2 separate regions of the Homo sapiens genome follow, and region 2 is linked to region 1. The links are chromatin contacts, found by Hi-C or POLR2A ChIA-PET in ENCODE. All regions are on one chromosome and are shown on one strand. Each heading gives the region's core, a stretch centred on a gene start or an enhancer-like site at or near the end of the contact. The rest is flanking DNA. Distances are from core to core; before and after follow the strand shown.

Region 1 (5,826 bases), core at 1,168-3,667:
GTACCAGCTTAGTTAACCAAATTGTGCTTTTTCACTTTTTCCTTCCCTCAAAAGGAAATCCCTTATTCAACAAAAATTTGTGGAACACTCATATGTTTCAGGCACCCTGAAGATAAAGACACACCCACCTGCAAGGATAAAAGAAGCATGGCGGCGGGGTGGGGCTGGTATCCAGTCTGCTTCAAAACGGAGGAGGGGCATCCACAGAGAAGGGCTGGGGAAGGCCTTGCAGGAGGGCATGGAAGAGCCAGGTTGAGAGGGATGAATAGGACTTGGCTGTTATCCAGGTTGCAAGATGTTGGAAGGACTTTATCTAAAGCTGTGGCATTGGGATTAAAGAAGAGAGGTTGAGTCAAGAGATTCAGTGACTGGGAGTTATATGCCCTTTTGACTGGCAGGATAGGGAGAATATTGGAGAAAAAGGAGTCAAGGATTAGTTCAGCTTCTGCCGTGGCCTTCTCAGCAAGTGGTGGGGAATTCACTGAGGTGAGGAATACAAAATACTTGGAGGTTGCATCTGTTTGTTTTGCTTATTGAGTTAGGAAACCAGGAATTCACTTTGGAGGTTTGATCAGGGGAATGCAGCCTACGTTTGATTGGGCTTTAAAGCTGATCCTCTTTGCTCCATGGCCCAGCTCTGGGGGGGGACACACGTGGCACATCAGGCAGAAAGGGGCAGCTAGGGAGGTCTTGGCCAACTGTGGTTGGGCAGCATCATGGGCTGTAGTCTCACTTGTACAGGTGGAATCACTGTGGGACACTTCGGGGCATTTCCAGAGTGGAAAAATTCTTGCAGGTGAAAACCTGTCACATTGAAGAATTCAGTAGTGCTTTTGATAATTATTTTTTCTACTTGCTGTCTTGCCTTCTTCCCTCTGTATTTTTACCATTTATGGGAGTACATCTTTATATTTCTCTGGTAAAAGGAAGATGAAAAAGGTGAACTTTATAAAAGACTAACCAGTCCTTGACTTGTATAGCTCATTTAACTTTTAAAACCTGTAAAGGAGGTACTTTTCATCATATAAATTCATGATGAAGATAAATAAAATAGGTGTTTGGGAATCAGCAGGTTTTGAAATTTTATGACATGCCATTAACACAAAGCATAAATTCTTTTTCTTTTTCTTTTTTTTTTTTGAGACTGAGTCTCAGTTTGTCGTCCAGGCTGGAGTGCAGTGGCACGATCAAGGCTCACTGCAACCTCCGCCTCCTGGGTTCAAGCGATTCTCCTGCCTTAGCCTCCTGAGTAGCTGGGATTACAGGCATGCGCCACCACACTCGGCTAATTTTGGTATTTTTAGTAGAGACGGGGTTTCACATGTTGACCAGGCTGGTGTCGAACTCCTGACCTCAGGTGATCCACCCACCTTGGCCTCCCTAAGTGCTGGGATTACAGGAATGAGCCACCGCACCCGGCCGCATAAATTCTTTTATTCAGATCCATTGACATTAACATGTAAATAAGGATGACAGTTTATTATTTTGGAAATTCTAATTATTTGTCTTGTCCTTCAAAGAAGCGCTTTTGGTTACAAGTGGGTCCATAACACACAAAATAAAATTCTGTTTACGGCTGGGCGCGGTGGCTTACGCCTGTAATCCCAGCATTTTGAGAGGCCAAGGCGGGGGGATCACCTGAGGTCAGGAGTTCTAGACCAGCCTGGCCAATGTGGTGAAACCCTGTCTCTACTAAAAACACAAAAATTAGGTGGGTATGGTGGTGTGCGCCTGTAATGTCAGCTACTCGGGAGGCTGAGGCAGGAGAATAGCCTGAACCTGGGAGGCGGAGGTTGTAGTGAGCCGAGATTGCACCATTGCACTCGAGCCTGGGCAACAGAGCAAGATTCTGTTTCAAAAAAAAAAAAAACAAAAAAACCCACAAAATTACATACTTTTTGATAATATTGAAAAATAAGTATGGAAAATGATTCTTCTTAGGAAAATTTATGCCCATTATTCACTTCGCTGTTTTGTTAATGATCACGAATATATTAAACTGAAAATACAAGCTAAGCAGCTGCTTTGAAACTACATCAAAACAGTAGAAGTTTAAAATTAGATTCTTCTTATTGCATTAAATGCATCTTTCAGTAATATGTGGTCACTACACTACCTGCTTTACAGGTATTCTTGGAAATTTGGTAACAAAAAGAACAGGGTGAATAGATGTTGTAGATCATGAGGTATGGTGCAAAGTGCATGGCCTTGGGATAGGGATATCAGACATCTGAGCTGAATCTCAGTTCTCTGGTTGTTATGCCTCGAGGAAGTAAGTTGCTGGACCTCAGTTGTGCTGTTTCCTGGTCTATAAAATGAAGACAATAAAGAACCTGCTTCAGTGCGCTAAAACTCAAAGGACTTCTTGGGCTTGAGCGCTGGAGTAAACAGGCAGTTTCCCTTTGTACCACAAGAGGGAGTGCCTGTATAGATGTTAACCTGAGCTGAGGTTTGGATTTCTTTCTAAAATGTCGCTGAAAATTTAGGAATAACTGGATTACTGGGAAAACGTTAAAGAAAAAGATTTTTTGACAGTGTCAGGAGAAAGAGGAACTCGAAACACATAATGGGTTAAGAGGAAGGGATTACGTATAAAATTCCTTTAAGGTATGAAAAGCTTTGTTGACAGAGTGTTACATATTTCATTCCCAGTCAACAATCTTTTATTGTCAATGTCTGACCATGTTGATATATTTGTTTTGTTTTTCTCCTCCTTTGTAACTGTATTATAAATTTTTTATATTAAACAAATATAGAACTTAAAATTTAGTTTCTTAGTAGTAGTCCTGAATAATTAACATCAGTTGAAATTGGATTGTTTGTGCTCAGTGCCTTGGATATGTACAAAACCTGTTTGCTTCAAATTAGTGAGTTAGAAAATATTTTAATCTTTTCATCCTGCTCCCCTCCCACATACTTTTTTTTCCCCTTTTATTTTGAGCTTCTAGATCCTTTTATGTGATGTGTTGCTGTCATACATAGCTCACATTGGGTGGGAACAGAGAAGAACATTGTTTCCGTGGCCCAACCCTAGGGACATGGAACTCATTTTATTATACAGTGAAATTTTAAAATTTGAAACCAAGATCAGATCTCAACAAACAGAGCGAAATTGGCAATTGTGGAATTATCTAACAAATTTAGGGAAAAATCCAGTTGTATCTCAGTTATGTGAATGTGTCCTTCGATTTACAATTTTCAGGTAATCTCTTTATTTTGCTGGTATTTTTATTATACATAGAGCACATTGTTTTATAGAACTGTAATTATACCATAATACTTTTTGTATTGGGAAATGTTGAGAATTTAGAAAGAACAATCCTAGGCATTTCCTTTTGCTCTGTATTCTTCTGTTTAGAAGTTTTCCCTGTGGTTTGTTCCTGGCAATTAAACACTGTTCAAATTCAGAGTCAGACTGCCCTGGCTCAAATCTTGGCCCCACGATGTGTGAAACTTGACAAAGTCAAAGTTATCACTATAATTTCGGTCACTTGAAATCCAGTAATTTCTTGAGCAGAAGAAAGGGAAGTGGAATTACTGTAGAAATTATGCATAGTTTTATATTATCTGTGTAGTAGCCTGTTTAAAGTGATCATTGCTAGTGCATGGTATAGAATTACAAACTTGTAAATACTTCTCAAGATTGCCACTTTAAAAAAAAAAGCAAAAAGAGCTCTGTAGCCCTATTTTTTTTTTTATTTCCAACAGGAAATTTGTTCTTGTTTCAAAATGTGGGAACACCCATTATTCTCTGTTGGCCACATGAATGTCATCCATTTGTTTATTGCAGCAGAAAAAAAGTGAAGAATGGTTGATACAGTGGCAAGCTGTTCCTTTTAGGTTACTTTAAAAAGTCATGGAATTTCGGATATACAAAGAAAGCATAAGGAATACTCTAACCAGTATATATGTATACAGTATCCAGTATAAGAATGAAAATGTAATGTAGTTATTAAAACATTATGTGTGTGCTTCCACAAGCCTGTCCTCCTTTCTACCTTCCAGAAGTAACTTCTCTCTTGAATTTGGTGTTCGTCATTCTGGTGCATGCTTTTACAGTTTTACAAAATACACACGCATTCCCAAACATAAATAATACTGTTTCACAACATAAATTGTATTATGGTACATGTTTTAAAACACGATATACATTGTATCTGTTGCAAGTCAGGTTCCAAGGGAAATGGAACTCAGAAGATTAAGGCTGGGGGCCACCAGTGCCTCATGCCTGTAATCAGCACTGTGGGAGGCCGAGGCGGGCAGATCACTTGAGGTCAGGAGTTTCAGACCAGCATGGCCAACATAGTGGAACCTCATCTCTACTGAAATACAAAAAATTAGCCAGGTGTGGTGGTGTGCACCTGTAATCCCAGCTACTCAGGAGGCTGAGGCAGAAGAATCACTTGAACCTGGGAGGTGGAGGATGCAGTGAGCCGAGATCAAGCCACTGCACTCCAGGCTGGGTGACAAAGCAAAACTCCGTATCCAAAAAGAAAAGAAAAGAAAAGAAGATTAACATGTAGGAAGTTTGTTAAGGAGATTTTAGGATTCACACTTGTGGAATAGGAGGAAGCACAATTGGGCCAAGGGAGAAATTGGGCTGTGGTGTCCGATCACAAGATAGGCCTCAGCTGATCCCAAAGGGGATGCTGAAGGTGGGGTAGCCCTTGAGGATGGTACCACGTTGGGGTGAGGGGCCAGGCCTTGGTAGCTTCACATTGACCAGTTATGGGAAGAAGGCTACCCCTGAAGAAGGGATGAGACCTTGGTGAGGTGACTCTTTCAACTGAGGGCTGTTAACTTGCAACACCCCTAGAAACTGGGGGATAAGCTCTTCAGTCCTAAAGAGAGACCTGAGCAGCCACCTCAGTATTCACTACAGTCTATATTGTGTACATTGTCTGAGCCTGCCCTTTTTGCTGTATATTATGTTTTTGGAGTTTACTTATATTAATATCTGTAGCTCTAGTTCATTTATTTTAATTGTTTTATGGTATTCAGTTCTTCAAAATATGTCACAATTTTAAAATATATTTTCCTATTGAGAGACTTTTAAGTTTTTACAATTTTTCACTATTAAAAAATGTTGCTATATGAATTCATTTATATTTCTCCTTAGTGCACACACCAGAGTTCATCTGGGGTATACAACCAAAAAATTACCAGGTCTTAGGGTATGCACAATTTCAAACTTAATAACTAGAATGAAATTGCTCTCTGGAGTGGTTGTATCTCACCCCGTGTCCTCATAAACACTTGGTATTGTCAAGTCCTAATTCTACCAATTTGATGGGTGTGAAATAGTATCTCATTATAGTTTTATTAGAGTTTGGTTGATAACTAGTGAGTAATATCTCATTGTAGTTTTATTAGAATTTGGTTGATAACTAGGAAGATTGAGAATTTATGTGTTTATTTAGCTATTTGGGTTTCTTCTGTGAAGGACATTTTCTAATCATGTGATTTTTCTGTTGATTTCTTTTAGTGATTTGTAGGCAGTCTTTATATATTCTGCATATCAATTCTTTGTGGTCTATATGAGTAAAAATATCTTCTGGTTCGGGGCTTGATTGTTAACTTTTTAAATAATGCCATTTGTTGAATAAGAGTTTTCTTTTAATGTCATCCTTCCTTTGGGCATTGTTTCTGGGTATATTATTTTAGAAATTCTCCCTTAGGCTGAGGTCATATAAAATATCCTCTGTTTACGATTAAAAGTTTTAAAGTTTTGCTTTTCACAATTTCACCTGCTGTCCCTCTAAAATAGTTTTGTGTATAGCATGAGGTATAGTTGCCTAATTTTGTTTTTCTCATGGATGACCTGTT
Region 2 (5,826 bases), core at 1,459-3,958, 470 kb before region 1:
AAAAGGCTCATGCCTTGTAATCCCAGCACTTTGGGAGGCCGAGACAGGTGGATCACCTGAGGTCAGGAGTTCGAGACCAGCCTGGCCAACATGGCGAAACCCTGTCTCTACTAAAAATACAAACATTAGCTGGGTATGGTGGCAGGCGCCTGTAATCCCAGCTACTCAGGAGGCTGAGGCAGGAGAATTGCTTGAACCTGAGAGGGGAATAGTTTCTATTTCATACCTATTTATTTATTTATTTATTTATTTTTGAGATGGAGTCTCGCTCTGTCACCCAGGCTGGAGTGCGGTGGCATGATCTCTGCTCACTGCAACCTCCACCTCCGGGTTCAAGCAATTCTCCTGCCTCAGCCTCCCGAGTAGCTGGGACTACAGGTGTGCACCAGCACACCAGCTAATTTTTTTTTTTTTTTTTTTTTTTTTTTCAAGTAGAGACAGTGTTTCACCATGTCAGCCAGGCTGGTCTTGAACTCCTGACCTCGGGTGATCTGCCCACCTTGGCCTCCCAAAGTGCTGGGATTACAGGTATGAGCCACCATGCCCGGCCGATACCTGTTTACTTACTTACTTACTTATTATTTATAAGAGCTTGTCTTAACCTAGTAAATCAATTTCAAAATCTACCTATGGATCAAGAGCCTTAGGATCATGGCCCATCTCAGACCTGTGGACCCAGAGTTTCTGAGCGCTCCTGGTGATGTTGCTGCATATCAGAGGCATATGGTCTGAAGTCAGCAGGCCACCGCTCCACAGGAGGGTGCCACACAGTAGGAGTGCGGGCTCCGGCTGAGATAATCCTGGCTTCGAATCCCTGCCCTGCCATTGTTGGCACAGGAACTCGGGCAAATCACTGAGCCCCTCGGAGCCTCAGTTTCCTTGTTTATGAAATAGGGATGATGCCGATTCCTTCCCCAGAGGATTGTGAGGATTCAGTAGGAAAGTACCTTTGAGGCACCCAGTCCCTTGCACAAAGTTAAGTGCTCAGTGAACGTTTGCTGCGGCTGCTGTGACTTTGCCGGGTTATTCCACTGGCTTGTCATAGGAGTCCACTTCTTCCGTCTCTGTGGGAGGTAAGACCAAAGAACCTGGGAAAACTATTAGAGCAAGAAAAGATTGTCCTCTTCTCGCAAGGGTGCACTCATCTTTTCTCATTACCCTCGTTTTCCCAATGACAGCGTCATCGGTTATCTCGCAAAGAACTCAACAGACCTCCAGTCAGATGCCAGCCAGCTCTACGGCCCCTTCCTCCCAGGAGACAGTGCAGCCCACGAGCCCGGCAACGGCATTGAGAACACCTACCCTGCCAGAGACCATGAGCTCCAGCCCCACAGCAGCATCAACTACCCACCGATACCCCAAAACACCTTCTCCCACTGTGGCTCATGAGAGTAACTGGGTAACTCCAGCAGGGGTGGGGCAAGTAGGAGAACCCAGACTCGGGTAGAAGAGGCTTTAAGACAAGGTTTTCTGTTCTTTCCTCCAACGCAGGGCCCCTGGCTGGGGCTTTGAGCAGCACTTACCCATTCCCTCCTCCCTCTCCCTGGTTAGCCTGGTCCTGGCTTGAGCTGCCCTCAAGCCACGCAGCCAGGACATACCTGGCTCTGGAATGGGTCCAGCCATGCCTCCAGCTTGCCGTGAACTCTTTCCTATCTGGGTCACCCCTTAGTTGGGGGGAAATGTCAAAGATTCCATGACTATTAGCCCAAACCTTAATCTCAGTGGCTTCTTCCAGGCAAAGTGTGAGGATCTTGAGACACAGACACAGAGTGAGAAGCAGCTCGTCCTGAACCTCACAGGAAACACCCTCTGTGTGAGTAGCTTGCTGATCTGAGCCGCCAGGTGCAGGCTCACAGCAGGGCTGAGGGAGGGAGAGGGAATGTATGTTCTTTCTAGGTGCATTTTTAAACATCTTTCTAAGGTGCATTTGCTTTCCGGCCCTCATTTCTTCCTAGTAGGAAGTGGTCCTTTCCCATCTTACAGAGCAACAGACCAAGGTTTAAGACTTCTCTAAGTCAGGACACACCCACAGGACTGGACCCCCCCCTCCCACCCCCCGGTTTCCTCGGCTTTCACTGTGTGACTATTTCCAGTATGCTGAGTTGAGGGACCCTGATCCTAGTTCCTGTTTGCCCCTAGCTCTGGGAGTGACTTTGGTGAGTTGATCTCTTTGGGTTTCAGATGTCTCAATTGAAAATGAGAGGTGAGGCCAGGTGTGGTGGCTTACACCTGTAATCCCAACACTTTGAGAAGCTGAGGCAGGAAGTTTGCTTGAGGCCAGAAGTTCAAGACCAGCCTGGGAAACATAGGAAGACCCTGTTTTTACAGAAAGAAAAGAAAAGCAAGAGAAAATGAGAGGTGTAGTCTGTCTGCTTTAATCGTCTGTGGCTTCACATTTCCTGGTCTGTGGACTATCTGAGAGCCTTGATGGACGAACAGTGCTGGGAGATTCTCCCTCTAACCTGAGGAGCTGATGGGATGGGTGGGAGAGAAAAGGGCCCAGGAATGCAGGAGCCACTGCCAGCATTTCTCCAGTCTGGGTGGTGAGCGTGCGTGTGAGCACACCTGTGTGAGGGAGGTAGCAGTGTGTGAGCAGCCTTCAGGCCACCGGTCTCCATGGGTCCAAAGGCTTTGGTCTGGGGAGTGTGCGCTGTGCACACTCAGTAAATAACTGCCGAGCGCGGCGGGTGCTGGAGATGGCTGGCTCACTGCTGCCCTCTCCCGGTCAGTGCCGGTTTTTTGCAGCCACCCCCTAGGAACTAGAACTAGAACAGACCTGAACACGGTGTCTATAGATAGGATGGAGAATTTGGGCTTACAACACTTTAATGCTGCCTGAATTTTCTGCAGTTGTTTTCTTTTGGGTGTCCATTATGCCGGCATTTTCCAAGTGAACTTTACAAAAGCCTACATCTAGACCAGAGTTTTAAAAGGGAGCAGTGCTCTCCTAGGGCTGGGCTTATTGGACAAGGCAGGCATTGCATGATATGGGCTCTGGGGACAGTCAGGTGCCCGCCCAGCCCTTCCTCAGACCCTCTTTTTGGATGTAGCTTGGTAGGCTGTGTGATTGTTGTGAGACACTTTTTTTTTTTTTCCCTTTGCTAGAAAAGGAAGATGGAAAACCCTGGATCCCTTCCTGATGTCAGGGTGGGGAATTACTAAGCCTAAGGAAATTCTGGTAGAAACCTTAGGGGTGGTTTGTATGGGTTCTGTGCTAAGCTATCCCTAGAGTCCTTTTCTTTGTCTTAGTCATTTATTCCAGAATCAGGTCAGAGAAGCCCCAGGGAGGGGTGCCCCTAGATGGCATGGCAGGACTGGATACATGCTGCCCACACTTCTCCCCTCATCCTCAGCTCTAAAGCCACGTCAGCCACAATCTTTGTTCTTAGAGCTAAATAAGACCCCCTCCAAGATATCCTAGGGGTAGCTTCAAGATCCCACCTGTTCCCCTACTCAGTGGAGCCCCTTCCCTGTCAGCCTGTCCGTGGCTTCAGAGCCAGAGGCTCTGCCTAGGGCAAGGGCACATGTATTTCAGCTTTGGGGGTAGAGACCCTTCTGCTGAGAGCTGCAGCCTCCCCACCTGATTTCTCCGAACTGGGCATGAAAGGCTGGTGAATGGGAGTTTAGGGGGAATTGGAGTCTCCCTGCGGGCTGTGGGGTAGGGTTGCTGTGCAGTGCCCCCTCTCTAGCCCGTTCTAGGGAGGGAGATGAAAACAACCCCCAATCCGCAAACAGCTTGGAGGGAAAAAAGAGGCACTAGGGTGAAAGGAATGAAAGGTGCAAGCGTAGACCAGATAAACACAGTGCGGAGAACGGGCTGATGGGAACGAGACAGAGGAGGCAGGAACTGGCCCAGGAGAACAGCATGCAACCCTTGATTCCTGGCAGGCCTGCGTGGAGCACCAGCTGGGGCTAGAGAGGGAGGCAGGTTCTAGCACAGCAACAGCACTGTCCCGACCTTAGCTGGGAGGGCAGCCCCACAGGCCTAGGCTGCTGTCACGCTCCCCGCGGAGTCACCTGCGCTCTCCCCACCATAGGCAGGGGGCGCTTCGGATGAGAAATTGATCTCACTGATATGCCGAGCAGTCAAAGCCACCTTCAACCCGGCCCAAGATAAGTGCGGCATACGGCTGGCATCTGTTCCAGGAAGTCAGACCGTGGTCGTCAAAGAAATCACTATTCACAGTGAGTGGAGGGCAAGGGGGCCTGGGCTGGGGCCTGCATGGGTGGGAATGGGGGGCATGCAGAAGCCACATTGGAGGGTGGGTCACAGTGGTGCCCCTTCAGTTCCCTAAGAACTGTCAAGCCACACCCCCTCCCAGGTCACCCGAGAGACACTCAGGAGACTGAGATACGGTGCGTCCCTCTCTTGGGGCGCAGTCCCCGTCCCCCACTGCCTCGCTCTGGGCTGGGCCATTGGGCATCGTCTCCCTCTCCCACAGCTAAGCTCCCTGCCAAGGATGTGTACGAGCGGCTGAAGGACAAATGGGATGAACTAAAGGAGGTAAGCGGCCCCCCAAGTGTGGGGACAGAGTGGCTCCGAAGCCCCTTGTGGGAGGTCTGGTTACTCCCCTCTCTCTGTGGGGAGGAACCCCGTCATGTGCCTGCATGTAGAAGAGGGCGGCGGCACGGACCCTAGCAGACTGCAAGCGGAGGGGCTCTACAGTGAAGCCGGGGGCTGAGGGAGAGAGGATGCCCCCAGCCTGTTCTCTGCCACTTCCCATGCAGGCAGGGGTCAGTGACATGAAGCTAGGGGACCAGGGGCCACCGGAGGAGGCCGAGGACCGCTTCAGCATGCCCCTCATCATCACCATCGTCTGCATGGCATCATTCCTGCTCCTCGTGGCGGCCCTCTATGGCTGCTGCCACCAGCGCCTCTCCCAGAGGAAGGACCAGGTAAGCAGCTGTTTGCAGCCACACAGGGGAAGCAGCCCAGGTCACCAGAGGAACCCTCCCCTCGTGATTCCCGAGTTGCAGAAGAGGAAAGGGAGCAGGCCCTGGACCCTTTCTAACAGGCAGAGGCCACCCCTGATAGGCAGCCGCCTCAGTCCACAGAGCATTACAGAGGCAGCGTGGCAGAGGACAGAGCGTGGGCTTTGGAGTCGGGAAGACTTATTTATTTTTTATTTTATTATTATTATTTTTTTCAGACAGGGTCTTGCTCTGTCACCCAGGCTGGTGTCACCCACTGCAACCTCAAGTGATTCTTGTGCCTCAGCCTCCCCAGTAGCTGGGATTACAGGTGCCCACCACCACGCCCGCCTAATTTTTGTATTTTTACTAGAGATGGGGTTTCGCCATGTTGGCCAGGCTAGTCTCGAACTCCTGACCTCAAGCAATCCGCCTGCCTCAGCCTCCCAAAGTGCTGGGATTACAGGTGTGAGTCACCACGCCTGGACTGGAGTCAGGGAGACTTGGTTAGTCCTGGCCCTGACCTTGAGGAAGTCAGTCAGATGAGCTCTTTGGGCATCAGGTTCCTCATCTGCACAGCAGGGATAACCTCCTTGCAGAGCTGGTCTGAGGATTCATTGATAGAAGCAGGCCTAGGTGTTCTGTCTAACCAAAAATTCTTCTGCCTACCTTACTAGAATTCTCGCCATGATGGTGCCACCCAGACCCTGTGGTTCTCACTCCTGCCTGCACACCGTGGGGAACTTTAGAAAAATTCCCTTGCCTGACTGCCTCCCACACCAATTCAAACAATCTCTGAGTCCATCAGTGTAGTTGTTAAAAGCTCCCCAGGTGATTCTAGCATACACTCAAGGTTGTGTTTGAGAGGGACAGAAAGCGCCTCTGCCAGATGGCTGCTGTCTGCCGCAGGGATGA

Evidence for each region. Hi-C counts contacts between places; a loop is a spot of excess contacts on that map. ChIA-PET counts read pairs that join two places held with the same protein, here RNA polymerase II (POLR2A). Pooled maps may share reads with other maps.
Region 2: a map of K562 shows a loop between it and region 1 (3-fold over the local background). The contact joins two enhancer-like sites. A Hi-C loop is called at or near these places in 1 of 168 maps with a recorded cell type or tissue (K562), 4 of 37 single-sample maps with no recorded cell type and 9 of 50 pooled maps. POLR2A ChIA-PET finds 5 or more read pairs at or near these places in 3 of 52 experiments (BJ, activated CD4-positive, alpha-beta T cell and activated T-cell).

Annotation. Positions count from the first base shown.
Region 1 is chr7:131,037,207-131,043,032 of GRCh38, reverse strand. All of the region lies in intron 3 of LINC-PINT (long intergenic non-protein coding RNA, p53 induced transcript), which reads left to right. Among named protein-coding and RNA genes, the nearest start is that of LINC-PINT, 70 kb to the left of the region's middle. Within about 2 kb of position 2,417, at least 14 of the 41 ENCODE cell types and tissues checked have a DNase peak (open chromatin) inside an H3K27ac peak, as active enhancers do.
Region 2 is chr7:131,504,938-131,510,763 of GRCh38, reverse strand. It overlaps PODXL (podocalyxin like), which reads left to right. Exons shown (of 9, transcript NM_001018111.3): 3 at 433-528; 4 at 1,179-1,399; 5 at 1,736-1,813; 6 at 4,038-4,185; 7 at 4,443-4,504; 8 at 4,729-4,896. Among named protein-coding and RNA genes, the nearest start is that of PODXL, 49 kb to the left of the region's middle. RefSeq lists a silencer at 2,591-2,650 and an enhancer at 4,191-5,105. Within about 2 kb of position 2,708, at least 3 of the 41 ENCODE cell types and tissues checked have a DNase peak (open chromatin) inside an H3K27ac peak, as active enhancers do.